2 separate regions of the Homo sapiens genome follow, and region 2 is linked to region 1. The links are chromatin contacts, found by Hi-C or POLR2A ChIA-PET in ENCODE. All regions are on one chromosome and are shown on one strand. Each heading gives the region's core, a stretch centred on a gene start or an enhancer-like site at or near the end of the contact. The rest is flanking DNA. Distances are from core to core; before and after follow the strand shown. Region 1 overlaps MACC1-OT1 (MACC1 3' UTR overlapping transcript 1). Region 2 overlaps MACC1-OT1 (MACC1 3' UTR overlapping transcript 1).

Region 1 (5,732 bases), core at 1,430-3,929:
AACCCCAACCATATCAACTGTCAATGAGAATATGAAACAACTGAAACATGGTATGCTACTGACGGCAATGTACATTTCTCCATCCACGTTAGAAAAGTGTGTAATTCCCTAAAATGTTAAGTATACATATGTCATGTGACTCAGGCATGCCATTCCTAGGTGGTATAGCTAGCTAGCTAGCAAGAAATGAAAGCATACATCTGCACAAAAACTTCTACACAAATGTTCATGGAAGCTTTATTTCTAATGGCCAGAAGGCCAAAACAATTCAAATTTCCATCAAAAGACACACAGGTAAACACATTGTGGTATATCCATAAAATGGAATATTATACAGCAATAAAAAAGAATAAACTACTAATGGAAAAAAAACATGAAAAAATCTTAAAGTAATCATGCTGATTGAAATAAGCCAGATTCCACTCAAAAAGAGACAGAATACACAGGTATGATTCCACTTATGTAAAATTACATAAAATGCAAACTAACTTACAGTGACAGAAAGCAGTGCAGTTGTCGTTTAGTTGATATAAAGGTCAAAAAGAATATCTGGGGGATGGTGGATATGTTCATTATCTTGATTGTGTGGGATACATATGTTAAAACTCATCATCAATAACTGCACTTTAATTTTGTGTAGTTTAATAGATGTCAATTATACCTCAATAAGGCTGTAAAAAACTGAATTAAAAATAAATCTAGGGGAAGAGAAGTCAGTATAGTGGTTATGCTTGGTGAACGTGGGTAGTCACTGGAAAAGGGAGAGGCATCTGGGGTTGTAGTCATACTCTGTTTCTTGATTTGGATGCTAGTTGCACATGTGTGTTCACATTTTAAATTAATGGAGCTGATACATGTGTACTTTTTAAAATAAATCTTATTCTTCTTTAAACATTTTACGTTACAATAAATGTTTAAAGGAAGTTTTTCCTTCACAGTATAGACAAGACGAACATGAAACACACTACATAGCTTTTTGAAAAAAATGAATTGCAGATGGGAACAGGGGTAGGGAGAAATATAAAGCACAGTCAGCTAATATCGACATCATGTTTTACTGAAGCATAACACAGACACTTCTCCCCAATTCCTGACTTTATAGGAACCTTCATCTCATTTTATCACTATGAGTCCTTTTTAGAAACATCAATTTTTCTTATATTCCTTTCCTGTCATTTCTAAAAGTGGGCTTTTCAGATATCTTCTTCAGCAGCATATTAAGGAACTATGTGGTGAAAAAATATTCCATGGGCAAAAATGTCTGGAAAATTTGTATTGAACAAGCCTAAAAACTGTTTTCCTCCCTGCAGTATTTACATATGCAATTGTAATATGTTAAAATCTGCCATAAATCCCATACATAGCATATACAATGTTTTCCAAACTTATATTCACAGCCTCCTTTTGAGAATAGCATTTAATGTACTGATCCTCCAAAGAATACAAATTGCCGTTCCAGAAATTCAGTACCACCTGTGGTTATTTACTATTATAGTTAACATGTATGCTCTCACATTACACCACATGGGTTTGAATCCTGACTCTGTCACTGTTTTTCTTGTGAACTTGAGTGCTGAGTTTTTCTCTGAAAAGGATGATGAAGATATGGTTATTGTGGAGATACAATGACTAAACACATGTAAAATATTTAGAAGAGCTAAATGCTGCTCTAAATATTTTCACTGCTACACAGTGAGCATTAAGGAGTTAACAATTAATATTAAGATAGACTGCAACTCAGGGTCCATCTTTCTGCTCATTGATCCAGCAAAATCTGGCAACAGAATTACGTGAGATGCTGTATTTATAATCACCACCATTAGTATGCATGGTTAAATCATAAATTTCTTGAGGGCAGAGATCGCATCTGTCCATCATCCTCCTTTTTGAGGGTTAGAGTTTGGCTTAATCAGCCTCTGCCTCGTAGGAACTCTGGAATGTCCAGCGGTCCAATTAGCATAACAGAATCCAGGCCCTCTGGAATGATTGTGAAGTGAATCTTAAACCAAGATCAACAAGACTAAGAAGATGTGTCAGCAAAAGGTGGTAGAAGCCTTTGTAATAGGGCTTTACTTGAGACTTGAGTGATGCAGGTGGAGTCCTTAAGTCAGAATTCCACTCAGCAGACCTTCACATTAGAGGATCCTTGAAACCAAGCATAGGGTGAGGAGGTCAGGGATCTTCGAATCACCTTAGTGAGACTGAAGATTGGAGTCAAATGCTTCACTGTTTGTTACTTAAGCGCTTGATTTTCCTGAGGTTAACGCGATAAGGACATGAGGGTTTTATGTTTATCCTCCACAGTGCCTAGCACATACAAGCACATAGCCAGTGTTAGTGAATGTGTTCTTTTGAGCATGTAGTATGATCAGAAATTGCAGTGACAGTGGCAGAACTGACACTCTTACTCTCCCACTCCAACTGCAGAAGGAAAGAAAACGGAGAAACAAGAAACAGTAAACACATAAACTGAGAGAAAGGAAGAATTTTCCATCAGGCAAAGCAAAGTTTATTCTTAAAAAGAAACATGCATTATATCTCAAAGAACAGAGAAACAAGATAGGGTATTTAAGGGTTAATTTGTGTGAGCAAAGTGCTCTGAAACCATGGGTATGAAACCACATCAATGCAGTCTCACCATGGCTGCCTGCCGCATTGTGCAGCTGCTATTTTTAGCCAACATTCATACTGCTCTGGGTCAGAGTGGGGGACTTCTGTGCAGAGAAGAATGAATTGCTTGCAGCAAGCCAAGTTTTGAGGAGTAATTATTTGTGCTATAATGTACAGTCAGGGCCAGCTCCATGCCACACACTGAAAACTAAGTCTTCCAGGAAGTACAAATAGGCAGGTCTTCAGTGGCTGCTTATGGCTTCTAGCACTAATGATACTTGGCAGTGCTGCCAGGATGATCAAGAATTAATTGATTTGTTGTGAACTCTACCAAAGGTTAGCACCGAGTCTGATGTTATACAATGTAGATACATTTTCAAAGTACTTCATGATCATTAATTATTTTTTTTGTCTCAATGTTCCAAGGAAGTAAAAATTAGTTTTCTTTATAATTTTAATGTTATCTTTTCAACTTTATATTTATTAACCTTAGACTTTCTAGTAAGAGCAAATGCTCTTTCACAAATTTCTTGTTACAAGAGATACAGTAAGTAACAATTCAGTTTTTATTTACTAATAGCTGTTTTCTAAAGCAGGTACCAAATCTCTTTCTTTTTACTTTCCTATTACCCAAGGGTGCCTGTGCCTGACCAACACTAACTTTCTATACCTATCAGATAAATCCTAAGAGGCCAAGATATACTTCACCCCGAATATGGATCCAGTTTTAAGGAAGTCAGAGTCACAACTTCCGTTTTTCAAAGCAATAATGGATTGAGCACAGAGTCTCACGCCTGTAATCCCAATACTTTTGGAGGCCAAGGCGAGAGAATTACTTGAGATCAGGAGATCAAGACCAGCCTGGACAACATACCAAGACCCTTTCTATACAAACAACTTAAAAATTAGCCTAGTGTGGTGTTATGCATCTGTAGTCTCAGGTACCGTGGAGGCTGAGATGGGAGGATCACTTGAACTCAGGAGTTCAAGGCTGCCGTGAGCTGTGGTTGTTTTACCATACTCTAGCCTGGATGACAGAGTGAAATCCTGTCTCTAAGGATAATAATGATAATGATAATTATAATAAATCATTAACTGAACTCCCAGAAAACACTAGAAACAGTATATATTATTTGTTGAGGGTTTTTCAATTATAAAATTATTACTATTTATTATTAGGAAATCAGAAAAAATTACTACTCAATACTTGAATATATATTTCCATTTTTATGCATTTGTTTGTATTATCGCCAATTTTTTAAACTTGATTTTTTATTTGATATTTTGTGAGCTTTTCTCTGTATGTTAAACAGCCTCAGAAAACATGATGTTGGGTCTTAATTTTTAATACAGCAATATCATGATTTATTTAGCCAATCTCTTATTTTACCTAGTTTTTTATTTTTCTTTCTAATCTTTTAGCATGTATAATATTGTAATGCATATCCTCATAGTAATACATTTAAGTATACCTCTGACTTCTTTAGCATACATTTCAAAGAATAAAGCTATTGTGTCAAACATTTTTAAACTTTAATATATATTGTTTCGTTTCTAAGATCACTTCCCATTTTTTATTTAAATCTAATTCTAGACTCATCTTAAATGGTTCAAGTAATCTTAGCTTACTGACTTTAGCTTTACTTACAGTGAGAGAGGTTGATATTATAAGGCTTTAAAATTTATATAGTGAATTGTGTATATATTTTTTCACAGTAATTTCTTTTTTTGCTTTCATGCTTCTATCCTCTTTTTTAACCATTGATGTTGGGCCTAGAGGTGGGTTGCTGGACAACTAAAACCTAAGACATCAACTGTTGAGTTTTGGGACAAGACACAAGCACAGACTCTTAGTGAAAGCTTAAAGTACAGTGAAGAAATATTATTACAGGCTGGAAAAAAAAAGAAAACAAGTTATTTTGGCAAAACAACCAGCATTGTCTGCAATAACATGGGCTATATAAAGGGCACTTCAGGAACTTATGGTTTTGGCTAAGAAGTTTTCCAGTCAGAATGCTGGAAAAAGCTTCTTCTAGTGAAACAGAAGAACAGCAAGATAAGTTAAAAAAAAAAAAAAAAGAATGAAAAAGAATTTTTCAATTTTCAAGCAGAATTTACAGAAAATATGAAGGGGCCAGCACTAGTTTTTTTTTTTTCATGAATAAAACTATTCTTTTCAGACATGAAAAGACTTATTACAGTAAAAAATGGCTACAGGGCAAACATCAAAGCAAGGGCATTTCCATTAAAACTTGCCCTCAATATAAAGTTCATATCAAGTTTATGACTATAAGATCCTTTGCTGAGACCTCAGAAATACTTAAAGTTCCACACAGACCCTCTCAACTACTCAACAGGGCTTTTAAAAATCTTAAGGGGGCGGTTCCAAGATGGCCAAATAGGAGCAGCTCCAGTCTACAGCTCCCAGCGTGAGCGACGCAGAAGACGGGTTATTTCTGCATTTCCAACTTAGGTACCAGGTTCATCGCGCAGGGTCTTGTCGGACAGTGAGGGCAGGACAGTGGGGGCAGGACAGTGGGTGGAGCCCACTGAGTGTGAGCCAAAGCAGGGTGTGGCATTGCCTCCCAGGGAAGTGCAAGGGGTCAGGGAATTCCCTTTCCTAGCCAAGGGAAGCAGTGACGGACAGCACATGGAACACAGGATCACTCCCACCCTAATACTGCGCTTTTCAAAAGACAGCACACCAGGAGATTATATCCCACGCCTGGCTCAGAGGGTCCCACGCCCACAGAGCCTTGCTCATTGCTAGCACAGCAGTCTGAGATCGAACTGCAAGGTGGCAGTGAGGCTGGGAGAGGGGTGCTCCCCATTGCTGAGGCTTGAGTAGGTAAACAAAGCAGCTGGGAAGCTTGAACTGGGTGGAGCCCCCTGCAGCTCAAGGAGGCCTGCCTGCCTCCTTAGACTCCACCTCTGGGGACAGGGCATAGCTGGAAAAAAGGCAGCAGAAACCTCTACAGACTTAAATATCCCTGTATGACACCTTTGAAGAGTGTACTGGTTCTCCCAGCATAGAGTTTGAGATCTGAGAATGGACAGATTGCCTCCTCAAGTGGGTCCCTGACCCCTGAGTAGCCTAACTGGGAGGCACTCTCCAATAGGGG
Region 2 (5,732 bases), core at 2,353-4,852, 49 kb after region 1:
AGGGGAAGATTTATTTGTATATTTATCTTTGTTGAATACCTACTAAGTTTGCCATCTATCCTTTTTGACACCTCTTTTTATCACTTCAAAGTTGAGATAATGGTAACTATGTATTGTAATAATAATATTTTTTAAAAATCTGTAATTGGCATTTCCAATATTTATTACTCAACTTTCTATATATATAACTTTTTGGATTCTTTCTAAATTAGTATGCTTTACATCATAGAGGGCACTCAGGACCTGTCTCCAGGCTTCACTGCTATATGACAGATGCCAAAAATACATACACTAGAGGACTTTGGAAATCTGAAGAGTCCATACAGAGTATTAGTGATTCTTTTCTCTGTGTCATTTGTAGGATATAGTCTATTATTATCACGTTTGAGTTGTAGCTCATTTGGGTTTTTTTTTCCTTTTAGATATGAATATCAGAAGATATATTATAAAAAAGGGTTAAATACAACCCCCTTCCACTAGTCCAGCTTTAAATCAAATGCTGTCAGCTAATGTAATATATAATATAAATATGATTTTCTTAGTCATTTACAGTAACATTTTCACAGTGACATGAAAGTGATATCTCTAAAATAAAAGTCTGATGATAATGCTGCCTTTTCTAAAACACTTCAGTGGCATCCCACACCTCATTGTTGAAGCTGAAACTCCTTAGTATAAAATATAAGAGGCTCTGTTATTTTGCTCTTGCTTATTGCTCTATTCCTTGTCCATTAATGCCACATCCCACATTCATGGGTTTTTACCCTCGGGTGTAACAATTCATGATACTTGTTTTCAAAGACAGTGATAGATGCAGGTCTCCATATATGATAGAAGTTACAGTTTGTTTAAGGTATATTCTAAGGTCTTAGATGAAGCATAAAGCATAGATGCTTTATGATGTGAAAATATCTATAAGTTTATTGAGTCACAGAAACCAGGAAATAGGGACTTTCCAGGTGCTCTGTTAATCCATGTTGTTGTAAAGATGCATGATCATTAACTTCACTGAAAGAAATGGTAAGCCCAGTAGAACATTAAGTGCCCCAGCATAGTTCCCATATAGGATCTGAGGAAAGGGACATTTGTTTTCATTCATTCACATTTCTGTAAAAAAAAAAAAAAAAAAAAATACACACGGTGTCTTGTATTGTGTCACAAGAAAAGTAGAAAATGTTCTCAATGACGAAGGGTCACTTTCTTGTTACCATTAACTAGAGTTTTCCTCATGGAATGAATGATATCACTGCTTGTTTCCTTCTGAGCTCTCTCTAAAAAAACCCTTTTCATTTCCTTCTGAGCTATACCTAGAAAAGCCCTTTCCTTTACTGAGTATTACCAAGGAAAGGTGAAAAATGAGTTTCCTCTAAGTATTTCTGATTCATACTTTTTCATTTCTATATTGACTTGGTTACACACAGCATATTTCTGTGATTTCAGGTTCTTCTTGTAATTCTTTTTTAGCACCAAAACATGTTGTCTATCTTTTTATATACATAATGAAGTATGCACATTGAAAAAGTGAAAATATGTACTCTCTGTTGCACCTTGCTATTTATCTTCCAAAAAGAATGAATCCTTGAAAAAAACAGCTGGGCATTAAAATAACAAACATATCTAGTACATGCCAGAGAAAATTTATAATAAATTTAGAAAATAATCTTTTTATAATAGGTCCTCAGATAGCAGCCTAATATCACATATGCCTTGTCTAATAATCCCTACAGCCATCTGAGATTGAGAGAGAGTTAGGAGCCTCACTGCATGTGCTAAACACTAAAGTAATTGGAGCTGAGGCAAGGCTATTCTAAAGAAAGCCTGTATCTCAGTGGGGAGCTCCCTTTTCAAAACTATCTTGTTCACACAATCCAAATGACATTTGGAAGCAGCAGCAGCTTTGGACAAATTGCAGCCTTTTGCAAGTACATTCTCCAAATCTGGTTCTGCTGGAGTTACAGTCCAAAGACTCAAGTTAGATTCCAGGGCCTACCACTTAGACTTACAAGCTGTATGACTATAATCTATTTACTTCTCTGTGCTTCAGTGCCCTCATAGATAAAGTGCATATGATTATAGTACCTACACCTCATAGGTAGGTACTATGAATGTTAAGACAGTAGAAATGCCTAGCATATAGTGTTTAATGAACTTTTATCATTACTATGATTAAGGTAGCTAGATATACAGAAAAGAAAACATTGGTAAAATGAGAATCACTTATGGAATCTCTTCTCATTAGATTTACCTGGTATCAATACACTATAGAGCACACAATTATGTCCTTGCTCTCCTTAGCTATCTATGGTTTCATCATGGTCATTTCCAGGAGGGGTCTGAATATTCTGTGTTTTAATCCACACAAGGGTAACAGAAGAAAATACCTGAGTTCTAGAAATGCCTCAGCACTGGAAAAGTTACCTGATATTCAGGGCCACTCTCACAGGAGCTGCTTTCTAGCCATCTCTTCTGAGAGCAGTGTCACACTGGGAATACACAGAGGACCATGATGTAAAAAGCAGCAGTGGCTCCTTTCTGTCAAAACTAGTACTCTGTTCCTGCTTCCTTGTGAAAGACAGCATAAAAGAGGAAATGAAAGCGTTTCAAAGACTTGATTAGTTTGTGACTAGAGAGTCAGCTCAGGTGAACAAAATGATTAGTATGGGACCAAAAAGGAAAAAAAAAACCTCAATTTGGATTCTGAATCAGATTTCTGAGATCACTTAACTCATTAAGTACCATCTCCATTCAAAATCCTTTTACATCAAACAACATGAGAAATATGCACAACTACAAAACGAAACACAACAAAACCTTAGATGTTAGGAGGTCACGTTCAAGGGTATCAGCAAAGGCATGTTGGGATCCTCACAGAAACAAAATGTTAATTAACGTGGGTAACAATGTGGACTGGGGAAACAAACACCATTACCTACCTAAACAGCTGGCTTGATATAAAAGAAAACTGTGTGCCATTCTATTCTCTTTATAGTAGTCTTCTCTCTCTTGATCAAATAGAATTTTGAGTTTTATATCTACTGTTTAAGATTATACTGAATTTGAAGAGTCACTATCTCAATATATTTGAGATTATATTGAATTTTCTCTTTATACTTTCTAGAGAATAAATATAAAACATCAATACTACTATTTTGAAACACTGATTTACTTTTCGGAAAGAGAAGAAAGGGCAAAGGGATGGGAACTAATATAGATATACCAAATTATGTGCAACACACACGTAAGTAACTTTCATTTTATTGGTTAGTTTCCTAAATACTATACATGAACTATCATGTTAATCCTTGCAATAGCCCAATAAGGTAGGTTCATTTTTATTCCAATTTTACAAATAAGAAAATAGTCTCAGGGAAGGTAAGTAATTTGCCACAATAATCTCAGTAGCTTGAAGGAGGAAGAGCCAACCTAGATCCACCTGCCTGGGAAACTTTGCTTATTGCAGTTCACCACATTGCCTAGTTAGCCAGAGACTCTGAATAAACTCTTCCAGAGCCTGATTTCTAAAAGGATCTAATTTAATGGTTAGCTCTCTAAGAGAAGCTGCCTTTCCTCTAGGGGGAAGGCATTGACAATTCTAGACAGTGACGTAACCCTCTGCTCAAGGCTGACTTCCTCTTTGTTGGTGACAGCTGAATTCTCCTCCTGGTTCAATCTAAGAAGCACAAAACCAAGTGCACTGCCTCATTGGGCAAGAGAAAAGTGATGAGCGTGCAGAGAGATGCCTGGCAAAGAAGATTACAAACAGCTTGTTTGGAAAGAGTATTTGAGTTTTAGAAAGAAATAGAGTTCATGCTTTTAAGTAGAGGCATGCAAATTTTGGCACATAAACTTCCTGCTTAAGAAATAAATTATCAATCCATGCCCCAGGTTGTAAAGAATTAAGTCAGATTCTTCCCATAACCTAGAACTCTCCTTGTTAGTGATAAAAATTACTTAGGACTTTGTTATTTCATTGCAATAATTAGCACTGACAACTGAGAAGAGACTGAGGTAAGAATGGCCACTAAGACTAAGCTAGTTTTCCACGTTACTCATTAAATCCTTTTAGACTCAGTCCAAGCCCCATCACAGGCATGTCTCATCCCTGAGCTCCTCTTCTAGACTGAGGATGAACCTCACCACCTCACTCTTCTTAGAGACTATATGGATTAGTAATTATCTCATGTACTATACTTATTGTATCTCTTTCAATTCTGGGATGTAACAAAATAGTGGAAATATACAAGTGATAAACCAAAACAATGTATTTGGTATTATAATCTTTCACAAGCCTAGCATGGTTCTGAGTATACTGAATCACAACACTTTAAAACAGCAATTAAAAAAGCTGAGCCCTTTTATATTTGCCAGGCACTATTTTAAGGACGTGTTTCTATTATTTTATAAATTTTTCATAAACACCCTGTAAGATAGGGACTGTAAATGCTCTTACATGCCCCAGTCTGACTTCTGAACCTACTTCCTTTACACTCCGCCACTCTACCACCTACTGAGAGGACTCAGAGCTAGAAAGAATATCTTCATTTTACAAATAAAGTGAAGAACCAGAAAAGTTAACCACCTTGCCCATGCTTAAACTATTACTAGCAGAACTGAGCTAGAAGCCAGTTTTCTGATCCTACTTTCAAAATTATTTGACAACATACCTTTCTGTAAGGGAAGTAATTCATTTATAGAATTTTTGTGCAATTTTAATGTTTTAGAGGAAAACTGTGGCACTTTCAAAGTTTCTCAGTCCCTTGCATACTATCTTCATGGCATATGTGTTATCTTTTATAAAATAGTAATACACAATAATGTATTGTCTTAAAAATAGCATCCTTACCTCAATGCCAGATGGAAAAATATTTCTCAACTACTAAATGTAAATATTAGCTGTGAATGATTTGAGATTCTGCCTGATGAGGAAGCTTTTAGCAGAAAAAGTGGGTTAAGGCTTTAATTTTTAATTCACTTTTATTTAGATAAAACAAACGTGTAGAAAAGTATGGGATATACTACTGTTAATGCAAGTACTCATGTACAAAAATACCTAAACACATATTAATACTTTGCTACATATGGTTTAAAGCCCCTTTAGAAAACAAAAACAGAAACATTATAAAAACGGCTAATGCCTCACTACCATCTGCTTCTTCTACTAAATGTGGCCACTCTTCTGAAATAGTCATACATTGTCCCTACGCATGTCTTACATACTTTCACTACTTACATATGCATGCAGTCATAGGTAATATACAATAATTTTATATGTTTAAAATGTATTTGAAGGGGCCGGGTGTGGTGGCTCACGCCTGTAATCCCAGCACTTTGGGAGGCCAAGGTAGGCAGATCACGAGGTCAGGAGATCGAGACCATCCTGGCTAACATGGTGAAACCTGGTCTCTACTAAAAATAAAAAAAAATTAGCTGGGTGTGGTGGTGGCCTCCTGTATTCCCAGCTACTCGGGAGGCTGAGGCAGGAGAAAGGTGTGAACCAAGGAGGCGGAGCTTACAGTGAATGGAGATCTCTCCACTGCACTCCAGCCTGGGTGACAGAGCAAGACTCTGTTTAAAAAAAAAAAAAATGTATTTGAAGGGTTATCTATTATACAACTACATATTACTTTACTTTCTTCCCTGACATCATGTTTTGTTCTAGTTTTCAGTAAGATACTGCTATCTTTAGGCATATAAATGATATCCCTCGATGTTAGGGCATATGACAAATGTGA

What was found. A loop is a pair of places that touch in the nucleus more often than their neighbours do. ChIA-PET counts read pairs that join two places held with the same protein, here RNA polymerase II (POLR2A). Pooled maps may share reads with other maps.
Region 2: a loop to region 1 is called in a pooled map, with 5 times the contacts of the local background. The contact joins two enhancer-like sites. A Hi-C loop is called at or near these places in 1 of 168 maps with a recorded cell type or tissue (Caco-2), 6 of 37 single-sample maps with no recorded cell type and 6 of 50 pooled maps. POLR2A ChIA-PET finds 5 or more read pairs at or near these places in 3 of 52 experiments (H1, HCT116 and activated CD4-positive, alpha-beta T cell).

The regions. Positions count from the first base shown.
Region 1 is chr7:20,062,812-20,068,543 of GRCh38, forward strand. The region is part of intron 1 of MACC1-OT1 (MACC1 3' UTR overlapping transcript 1); the gene reads right to left. Among named protein-coding and RNA genes, the nearest start is that of MACC1-OT1, 75 kb to the right of the region's middle. Within about 2 kb of position 2,680, at least 3 of the 41 ENCODE cell types and tissues checked have a DNase peak (open chromatin) inside an H3K27ac peak, as active enhancers do.
Region 2 is chr7:20,111,034-20,116,765 of GRCh38, forward strand. The region is part of intron 1 of MACC1-OT1 (MACC1 3' UTR overlapping transcript 1); the gene reads right to left. LOC105375181 (a long non-coding RNA gene) reads left to right here. Exons shown (of 4, transcript NR_187885.1): 3 at 3,119-3,238. Among named protein-coding and RNA genes, the nearest start is that of MACC1-OT1, 27 kb to the right of the region's middle. Within about 2 kb of position 3,603, at least 2 of the 41 ENCODE cell types and tissues checked have a DNase peak (open chromatin) inside an H3K27ac peak, as active enhancers do.